Regions from separate parts of the Homo sapiens genome. Here region 2 is linked to region 1. Evidence: read pairs that join two places in POLR2A ChIA-PET (ENCODE). Cell type or tissue: PC-9. All regions are shown on one strand. Links, peaks and the distances in the headings refer to the core of each region. The heading gives the core; the rest is flanking DNA. Region 1 has its middle 19 kb from the start of ZFP36L2. Region 2 overlaps THADA (THADA armadillo repeat containing).

The links. ChIA-PET counts read pairs that join two places held together with the same protein. Peaks named below come from ENCODE experiments on the same cell type or tissue, not always from the same donor. Only the 100,000 strongest peaks of a DNase experiment are listed, where the experiment ranks them.
Region 2: POLR2A ChIA-PET joins it to region 1 with 5 read pairs; 4 of 35 experiments call an interaction of 5 or more read pairs at or near these places.

Annotation. Positions count from the first base shown.
Region 1 is chr2:43,204,866-43,210,244 of GRCh38, forward strand. No RefSeq gene overlaps it. Among named protein-coding and RNA genes, the nearest start is that of ZFP36L2, 19 kb to the right of the region's middle. RefSeq lists an enhancer at 5,208-5,379. In PC-9, for the core only: no CTCF peak of the experiment used is centred there; DNase peaks (open chromatin) are centred at 1,986, 2,866 and 4,696; H3K4me3 peaks cover 437 bases; H3K27ac peaks cover 3,664 bases.
Region 2 is chr2:43,470,483-43,475,861 of GRCh38, forward strand. All of the region lies in intron 26 of THADA (THADA armadillo repeat containing), which reads right to left. Among named protein-coding and RNA genes, the nearest start is that of THADA, 120 kb to the right of the region's middle. In PC-9, for the core only: no CTCF peak of the experiment used is centred there; no DNase peak of the experiment used is centred there; H3K27ac peaks cover 185 bases.

The DNA of each region.
Region 1 (5,379 bases), core at 107-5,106:
AATAACAATATATTCACATGGTAGGAAAGTCAAACAAAAAGTATAAAATGAAGATAAAACTCTCCCCTCTTTTCCCAACCTTTCATTGAAGGTGACCGCTTAATAGTTTCTCAGGTAGCCTGCCAGAAAAAAATGTCATGCCCACGCTAGTGTATATGTATACATGTGTGTCTGTTAAAGACAATGTTCAGCCGAAGAGGTGGTGCTGTAACACATGGTTCTTTCCTTGCTCTTTTTTTTTTTGACAGGGTCTCGCTCTGTCCCCCAGGCTGGAGTGCAGTGGTACAATCTCTGCTCACTGCAACCTCCACCTCCTGGGTTAAAGCAATTCTCCCACTTCAGCCTCCCAAGTAGCTGGGACTACAGGTGTGTGCCACCATGCTCGGCTACTTTTTGTATTTTTGGTAGAGATGGGGTTCCATCTCTACGGAACCCCGTCTCTACCAAAGTTCTTTGGCCAGACTGGTCTTGAACTCCTGGCCTCAAGTGACTCGCCCGACTCAGCCTCCCATAGTGCTGGGATTACAGGCATGAGCTACCTCACCCAGTCTTTCAAGCTCTTTTAACTTTACCTGACAGCTTAAACATCCTTCTGACCACACAAAATCTACCATTTCACAGACATGCTGCCATGGGGCTGGTCTCCTGTAAACAGGCCACCTGGTGATCAGGCTCTTGTTAGGGAATTTTATTTTATTTTATTTTATTATTGTATTTTATTTGAGACAGAGTTTCACTGTGTGGCTCAGGCTGGAGTGAAGTGGTGTAGTGCAGTCTCAGCTCACTGCAACCTCCACGTCCCAGACTCAGATGATCCTCCCATCTCAGCCTCCCAAGTAGCTGGGACTACAGGCACGTACCACCATGCCCAGCTAATTTTTCTATTTTTAGTAGAGACGGGGTTTCTCCATGTTGCCCAGGCTGGTCTCAAACTCCTGGGCTCAAGCGATTCTCCCACCTCAGCCTCCCAGAGTGCTGGGATTATAGGCGTGAGCCACTGTGCCCGGCTGGAGGTAGAAATTTTAAAAGGACAGTGTGGCCTAATAAATGGGCTTCCTATACCCCTCTGGAACTCAGTGACTATTTGATGAGCACAACATTTCCCCTCCTGTATCTCCAGGGAAGAGTAACGATAAGGGAATAATAGATGAGGAAACAAGGCGCAGTGATTGAGGACCTGGCCCTAGACCACACACTGCAGGACCTCCAGGATGGAAGGGAGCAGCCCAGAGACTGTGCTCTGGGACATGGTGGGGGGTGCGATTGCTGTAGGAGGGCAGGAGCCTGGAGGAGTTTCCAGGGACAGGAGGGCTGGGCTGGAGGAGGCTGGCTGAGAAGGAGCTAGGGGTGAATAGGGGCCAAGGGAAGTGAAGGGACTTCCCAAACTGGATAAGGTACAGGTGCAAGAGTCACTCACCCCTCCTGGGCAGGGCGAGGGGTCTCAAGCCCTCTGCATCCCTCTTCCTCCATGGAGCCCCACGCAAAGAGGCTCTCTGTGTACTCCGACTTCACTAGAAGAAGTGACCATGGGAAAATCTGCAGGGATGGTGCCCACCAGGGGTGTGGGGCAAGGCACTGACATGACTTAGTGCCACTGTGTGCCAGGCAAGGTGTATTTTATGTATTATATGCCATTTAATCCTTGCACAAGAGACTATTTTACTGCTGAGGGAGGCTGGCCATTCCAGTTCATGGGAGCCATTCCAGTTCCCCATTCCCCAGGATGCATGAAGGTGGGGACTACATGGGCCCAGTGAAGGGGAGCCAGAGGGAAGAAGACGCCACCATCCTGGGCCCTGAAGACCTCTGAGGCCAGTGGCTCCAGCTTGCTCTGAGGAGGACGTTCTCCACCCGAGGGCCCATGGCCCCAGATCCAGCCTCAGGGCACCTCTCCCCTGCTGCCCTGTGCTTGGGCCAGGACCACAGCAACACCTGAGTCATCTCACCTTCTATCTCTCTGGTTTTCACTCACCTGCCTCCCCAGCTTGGGTTTCTTTGTGAAGAGAATTTTCTCTCTCCCTCCCATCTGTGCGCTCCCAGGGAAGCACAGCCTGCCTGGTGACAGCTTCTTTCAAGAATGCTCAGGGATGGCCAGGCGCGGTGGCTCACGCCTGTAATCCCAACATTTGGAGAGACCGAGGCGGGAGGATCACTTGAGGCCAGAAGTTCGAGACCAGCCTGGCCAACATGGTGAAACCCCGTCTCTACTAAGAATACAAAAAAAAAAATTAGCCGGGCATAGTGGTGTGTGTCTGTAATCCCAGCTACTCGGGAGGCCGAGGCAGGAGGATGGCTCGAGCCCGTGAGGTGGAGGTTGCAGTGAGCCAAGATTGTGCCACTGCACACCAGCCTGGACAAGAGAGCAAGACTCTGTCTTAAAAAAAAAAAAAGAAAAAGAAAAAGAAAAAGAAAAAAAGAATGCTCAGGGAAGGATTCCAAGGTCAAGGGGGTCCTGAACCTCCAGCTCATGAGAAGCCCCTAGGGCAGAGCCTTGGCTGCAGAGTCTCTGGGTCAGAGCCTGGCCTTCCTAGAGCTGAGCAGTCCACCTGGGCTACAAGACACCTCCTACTTCAACTGTGGGCTCCCCTGCCACAGGTTTACCTGAAGTTGAACTTGGAGCGAAAGGATCTTAGGGTCAAAAGAGGAGAAAGTATAGGACTCATCTCCCACCCTTGGACAAAGCTGGTGGGTTACAGGAGCCCCAGCCTCCCAAGCCTGGGGCTATGCATACCTGGTCCCTGCACAGCCCCAAGGAGCTGGCCTGCCCTGTCCACCTTCTTCCTCTGAAATCCACCTGAGCTTGGGGATTTCTGCACTGTGATGAGGTCAGTGAGGGGAGGCTGGGCTGTGGGCAGGTATAATCCCGGAAGCCTTTCTGCAAGAGGTAGCATGATTCAGCCAAAGGCATCGGGAGGACATTAGGGCAAGGGCATAACAGCATCAGGGTAAAGGTGCCTGGCATGAGTGTGCAGTGGCAGGAGGGTGGAGATCATGCAGTCATTCCCTCAAGTATTTGTTGAGCACGATGAAAAAGACCCCTCCTCTCCCCCTCCCCAAATCCCTGCAGCTGACATTTTAGTGGGAGACAGACAATGAAGACAAATCTGTAAACTCTATAGTGTGCTGACTGGTGAGGAGGCTGTGGAGAAACAGCAGAAGAGGGGAGTAGTGGAGGGCGGGGAGCTGCTGCAATGTTAGCTACGGGTCAGTAGGGGCTGCAGGAGGGCAGGGCCAGGTGCAGGGGCCTTGCCTGGGATGCCAGGTGCAGAAGCTAGGACTTGACCATGAGAGCAGACAGGAGTGAGGTGACAGAAGTGGGCTTTGGGGGCCGGGCACGGTGGCTCATGCCTGTAATCCCAGCAGTTTGGGAGGCCAAGGAGGGTGGATCGCCTGAGTTCGGGAGTTTGAGACCAGCCTGGCCAGCATGGTGAAACCTCGTCTCTACTAAAAATGCAAAAATTAGCTGGGCGCAGTGGCAGGCGCCTGTAATCCCAACTACTCGGGAAGCTGAGGCAGGAGAATCGCTTGAACCCAGGAGGCGGAGGTTGCAGTGAACCAAGGTCGCACCATTGCACTCCAGCCTGGGTGACAGAGCAAGACTCTTTCTCAAAAAAAAAAAAAAAAAAAAAAATAGAAATTGGCTTTGGAGGAGATTCTCCCAAAGCCCTGCATTGGGAAGGGATGGGGGAAAACAGGGGAATAGAGGTACAGCACTCAGGTACAGCCTGTGGACCCCAGGCCAGGCCAGGCTGGAGGTCTTCCAGGATTGGAAGGCTAACAGGGCAGGTCACCCTGGAGAGACAGGCTCAGCCTCCCCTGAAGGGCCACAGTGTCTTCCTCCTTTAAGGAGACAAGGTTACTCTGATGCCCACCTCTTCCTGTAAGGCCTCCTTGATTAATCCCTCCTTCACAGGGGTAGAAAAATGAGAGTACTATCTTTCCAAGAGGACACTGCTCTCTTGCTGATCAGAAACTTTTGTAAGGTCTAGAAAAATATTTTCCTCCATTGACTCCACTGCCTCTATCCACACTGACTGGATGAGAAGCGCTGGCCTGTTGTTAAAGGTTCCAGGCTAGGAATCAGCAATTTGCAGTTGCAGTCCAAGTCCTGCAGGAACTTGGGAAAGTGGTTTCTCTGGGCCTCAGTTTTCCTCACTGTTAAAATGGGAGAATATGCTTGCCCCAGCTCTACCCCGAAAGTGGAGCAGCAGCAGTTGACATTTTTGACTGCAAAATGTGTGCCAGGCACGGAGCCAAGCCCATCACACCCAGCGTCGCAGAAATTCTCTCAGTAACCTTGTGTGGAAGACACAATGGCGATTTCCATCTTGCAGGTGAGGAAACTGAGGCTCAGCTGGGTCTGTCAGTACCCTAAAGTCATATAGCTGAGTGATTCCAGAGCTCCTACTCTCAACATTGCACTTTATTGTTCCAAGTAAAAGATTGCATTCAATCCTGTTCAGTTACTCAGTCATCTAGCATTTAGATGGCACCAACTGCATGCAGCCACTGAGTAAGCCACAGCCTTGATTTAAGTATCTTGTGGCCGCCCAGCTGGCACTATGTTGGGGAAGGTGGGGGGCGGGAAGCAGGAGAGTTGCTGCTCCCCAAGAGCCTGGAGGTGTGGGGAAATGGGGCTCAGCCACGGGAGATTGTGAATACAGGTTCTGCCACCAGCCACTTCTAGGCGTGGCTGCATAACCGTGGATGATTCACTTAACCTCTGTCTGCTGGGGTTCTGGCTCCCATGATGGTTAGAACACCACCTTCTAGGATTGGTTCAAGGATGGCATGGCATAATAAGAACACTTTGAGGGAGGGGGTTTGACAGAGTATACTCCATAAATTATGGCCACTGTTATTATTATTATTATTGAGATGGAGTCTCAGTCTATCACCCAGGCTGGAGTGCAGTGGCGCAATCTCAGCTCACTGCAACCTCCGGCTCCCAGGTTCAAGTGATTCTCCTGCTTCGGCCTCCCTAGTAGCTGGGATTACAGGCGCGTGCCACCACGCCCAGCTAGTTTTTGTATTTTTAGTAGAGACAGGGTTTTGCCATGTTGGCCAGGCTGGTCTTGAACTCCTGACTCAGGTGATCCTCCCGCCTCAGCCTCCCAAAGTGCTGAGATTACAGGTGTGAGCCACTGCACCTGGCCATGGCCATTATTCTTAAAACGAGCAACTGGAGAACAGGGGACTATTGAGCTTGGCCAGATGTCCAGCTATGTATCCACAGGGGCCTCAGGAGTTTTCAGAGTGGGGAGCAAGGCCTCTGGCCTGGAGCAGACAGGGCTGCTTCCTAGAAGAGGAAGCCTCAGGTGCCAGGCTGAAGGGCTGGAAACTGGGAGCTGGTGGGAAGGAAGGTGTCTGGGCCAGGAT
Region 2 (5,379 bases), core at 295-5,294, 270 kb after region 1:
ACCTCTTAGAAGATGAATGATTACATAACTACATGAAAAATGCCTCCTATAAGCGAAAAAGGGAGGATACAAAACTGTGTGTATATAATAATTAGTAATATACCTTATAAAAACTGAACACTCACGAATGAGAAAATGACAGGAAAATGCAACAAAATGCTAACAAAAATTGTATTTGAGTGACAAGAATAAGACTCTAACTTTTTCATATTCTCCATTATTTTAAATAAGCATATACTACTTTCAACATAAAAAGAGGGAACAAAAGTGAAACAGATAGAGGCAACAAGACCTAGCCTAGACCACAGCATAATCCATTCATCCACCTGGCTTTGGAAGACTCCGCAGTTTCACTAGACTTAGCTAACCTGTAAAATCAGCAGTGAACTGGTAGCAAGGAAGAGATAATCTCAGTTGAAGAATATTTGTTTTGAATATAAGGAAACAGAGCTCATCTATGGGATGGGTAGTGATAATGGGGAGGACCTGAGGGACAAAAGACTGACCGTAGTAAGAAAAAATAAATGTAGGAAAAGAGTTGGAGTCTATAGGCCTACTGAAAACATACAGGTGTTTTTCTTCAATTCACACTTGGACTCAGGTCTCTAAAGGTCCGTGGTTCTCCTAAGTAAATATACCAAAAATTACAAATTTCAGGGGAACAGAGAATATTGCTAAATACTCATTTACTGTCACCCCCCAAAATAAAAATATTGACAATTATATCATAGAGTATCTCTGATTATAAAGAATACACACCTGGCTGGGCATGGTGGCTCACATCTATAATCCCAGCACTTTGGGAGACCGAGGCAGGAGGATCACTTGAGCCCAGGACTTTGAGACCAGCCTGGGCAATGTAGTGAGACTCTCTCTCTACAAAAAATTATAAAAATTCGCTAGGCAGGGTGGTGCACATCTGTAGTCCCAGTTACTCGGCGGCGGGGCTGAGGTGGGAGGATCACTTGAGCCTGGGAAGTCAAGACTGCAGTGACCTATGATTGTGCTACTGCACTCCAGCCTAGGTGACAAAACAAGACTCTGTCCCAAAAAGCAAAATAAAGTAATATAAAGAGTACATATCTAAAATTGGTAAGTTTCTCTGAGAAGTAGGGAAACCTCTTGTAAACAGCAAACACAACTCCAAGCATTTCCTAATATATAGGCTAAAACATATACATCATAGACAGAACATGTAACAACAATCAAACACTTACTTGAGTTATACTAGAATAATACTATAACATTTGGTTCCTAATTAATGATTGTTCCCTCTTCTTCGTTTTTATCACTATTGTCACTTCACAATAAGACTTACCTGTTCTGTAATGATTTTGTGCCTGTTGGTTTTTGTTTTGTTTCATTTCCAGCACACTGTATGCTCCCTAAGAATAAGTTGCTAATGCCTGCACTAAGTCTGGCATACAGTTGATCCTTAATACATAATGAAGATATTAGATCATGCACACAAACCCACTCAAGACTAAGATAAATGAACCAAGAAACATGTTTCCTTTTGCTATTTTGATTAAAGAAATTCTACAAAGAGTGATATTATACACAAGGCCCTGAAAAACCGTTAAACTTCGATTTAACAGGGATTGGGGGAAGAAAAGTTTCCAGAGAAAGAAACCTCCATAAAAAATGCCATGGATGTCATGGAATTTGATCTTCATGGGACAGCCAACCAGTTTGGCAGTGCATGACAGCACAATTTTGAAGGTAGCCAAGGCTGAAAACAGAAAGGTTAAAAACAGGCAAGTATTTAAGTATGATATCTCCAGAGATGGAAAGCCCACAACTTATAGTCATATGGCAATTGAAATACGTTTTTCCAAAGACATAAATGCTATAAATGGTGGCACTGCAGACAGCCCACAGAAATTACTTCACCATTGAAACACTACACTTTTGCAACAATTAAAAATTGAAACCTATGCTACTATAATATTGATAACTAATCAAAACAAGAGAATCATTGAAAGAACCTCTTTTATTTCCTTGAAGTGTTTGAAGCTAAACGGAAAGTTGGCTTAATTAAAGCATGAAAGAGATGGAGATGATGACCTGGTGCTAGGTTTCTGGGGAAAACCGGGCACTTGTCACTCTTAAAGGCCAGTGACAATGTGTTTTTAGTACATATAACTTCATTTCCAAATACAGCCACCTGTCACTTAACAACAGGGATATGTTCTCAGAAGTGTGTCATTAGACAATTGCATTGTAGTGTAAACATCGTAGAGTATACTTATACAACCCTACATGGTATAACCCATTACATAGCTAGGCTATATGGTATAGCCTATTACTCCTATGCTACAAACCTGTACAACATGTTATTGTACTAAATACTGTAGGCAATACTAACACAGTAAGTATATGTGTATCTAAACATACTAAGCATAGAAAAAGAATAAAATATGCTATAAGAGATAAAAAAAAATGGCACACCTGTCTAGGGCAGTTACCACGAATGGAGCCTGCAGGACTGGAAGTTGTTCTGGGGTGAGTCAGAGTGAGTGGTGGGTGAACATGAAGGCCTAGAACACTGCTGTACACTACTGGAGACTTTATAAACACTGTATCCTAAGGCTACACTAAATTGATTTAAAAAATTTTTTCCTTCTATAGTAAATTAATCTTAGCTTACTGTAACTTTTACTTTATAAACTTAAAATTTTTAACTTTTTGATCTTTTGTAACAAAGGTTAAAACACATTATTCAGCTGTACAAAAACATTTCCTTTCTTTATACACTTATTCTATAAGCTTTTCCTATTTTTAAAATTTATTATCCTACTTTTTAAACTTGTTTGTTAAAAAGAAAACATGAACATTAGCCTAGGCCTACACAAGGTCAAGATCATCAATATCCCACCTCTACATTCTGTCGCACTGAAAGGTCATCAGGAGCAATAACAAGCATGGAGCTGTTGTCTCCTATGAGAACGACACCCTCTTCTGGATACCCCCGAAGGACCCGCCCGAGCCAGTTTTACAGTTAACTTTTTTTTTAATAAGTAGGAGTACACTCTAAAATAACAATAAAAGATATATTATAGTAAATACATAAACCAGTAACATCATCGTTTTGTGTCAAGTATCACATTATGGTACATAATCGTACATGTTAGGCTTTTTTTTTTGAGACAGAGTCTCACTCTCACCCAGGCTGGAGTGCAGTGGCGCGATCTTGGCTCACCACAACCTCTGCCTCCTGGGCTCAAGCGATTCTCCTGCCTCAGCCTCCCGAGTAGCTGGGATTACAGGCGCCTGCCACCACACCCAGCTAATTTTTGTATTTTTAGTAGAGACGAGGTTTCACCATGTTGGCCAGGCTGGTCTCAGACTCCTGACCTCAGGTGATCCATCTGCCTCGGCCTCCCAGATTACAGGGATTACGGGTGTGAGCCACCGCGCCCGGCCCATGCTTGACTTTTATACAACTGACAGCACAGCAGAGGTAGGTTTTACACCAGCATCACCACAAACATGCGACTAACACATTGTGCTGAGACATCATAGGGGATAGGAATTTTTCAGCTCCACTATAATCTTATGGAACCATCGTCATATATGTGGTCTGTCATTGACTGAAATGTTATGTGGGGCATGACTGTACAGGTAGGAGAGGCATATCATCAATACTGCTCTGTGTTTGTAAACCATGACCTGAATCACTTAGTGTCATATGGATAGAGCAAAAGAAGGAAGAAAGATACAGAAATAGATGACATTTTCTCACCTTAATGGAAGAAGAATTAAAGAGATGGGGGTTTAAAGAGGATGTGTGTTTTAAGACTGTGAGAAAGAGCTCTGTTCCAGGTACAATTACACAGTGAAGCTGAAGTGAGGAAATGGGAGGAGTGGAACATGCAGGCTCTTCCCCTGAGAGAGAGGAAAGGAGTTCACAGAGTACTGACAGCTTTCCACTTTGTTTTAGAGTTACGTTTACAGCCGAGTTCAAGTGTTATCTCTCCTCCTCCACTCTTCCCCAAAGATTTCGACCATATTTTATAAATGTCTGTACTCCCCTTAGTACTCAGATCCTTGAACCTTGCAAACGTCTGTGCTGAATGAATGATGAAGAAAAAAAATGTTGAATCATCTAAACAGGACACTAATCATAGAAAATGGAACCAGCGGCATAAGAAGGCTTTGCTTATAGGGGGCAAAAGAAGAAATCAAGTGAATTGAAGGAGGGAAGTATGCAATTGACCATTTATATGTATCTAAATCAACTTCAGGTATTCAGAATTTGAGTGATCATAGAGATAAATAAAAGAAAGATGAAGATGTCTGAAGAGTATTAGATGCTTCTAGAATTGTGTTTATAGAGTGGAAAATTCTAGCCCTCCAAGATTTAGTAACCTGTTTCTTTCTCAAGAGAAGTTAGTCTGACCCCGTCTTCTACTAAGCCTGAGCGGTCTGCCCTGACCCAGACCGCCTCATGGACCACTTCTATAGAGGCAGTATATGCTGAAAAAAACATTTAGAGTTTAGAGGACAGAAAAGAAAGAAACGTAGCAAACAGAGAAAGAGAGATTGTTCAGGACAACTGACCTAAGTTGAGTTCAGAGACCAAGAAGTTACATCAAAACACTTGGTTCATAAATAAAAATAATTAATAATCCCAACAAATTTAGAAAGACGGCTGGGCATGGTGGCTCACACCTGTAATCCTATCACTTTGGGAGGCTGAGGTGGGTGGATCACTTGAGCTCAGGAATTTGAGACCAGCCTGGGCAAATGGCGAAACCCGGTCTCTACAAAGAATACAAAAATTAGCCAGGCATGGTGTCACGCACGTGTAGCCCCAGCTACTTGGGAGGTTGAGGCGGCGGGAGGATGGCTTGAGCCCAGCAGGCAGAGGTTGCAGTGAGCCAAGGTTGTGCCAGCCACTGCACTCCAGCCTGGGCGACAGAGCTAGGCCCTGTCTTAAAAAAAAAAAAAAAAAAAAAAAACCTAGAAAGACTATTTGACTTCACATTATTTGGCCTTACAAGAAGAAAATCAATGTGATAATATAGAGGTGAAATTCGAAAGTGAATTAGAGTTTATATTAAAAAACAATGTTAACATTCTGTTAGCTTGTTAGAGATTAGCTCTGAACCAGGGAGACATTTCATATTGCAGAATAGCATTTTCGTGGTTAGGAACTGATTACATTCTACTCAGAATCTCTATTTTAACGTTCTACAAAACTTAGTAAAGTCATGTGTAAAGACACACACTTTGTTCCTGGGTGAGATTTTTATAATGCAAGCTGCTTACAGGAATGAATTTTATGGAATCATATATCTAGACACTTGTACTACTTCACATCTTTTAATAATTACATAAAGAAAATACATAAAAGAAAAACATATTTTCCTATTA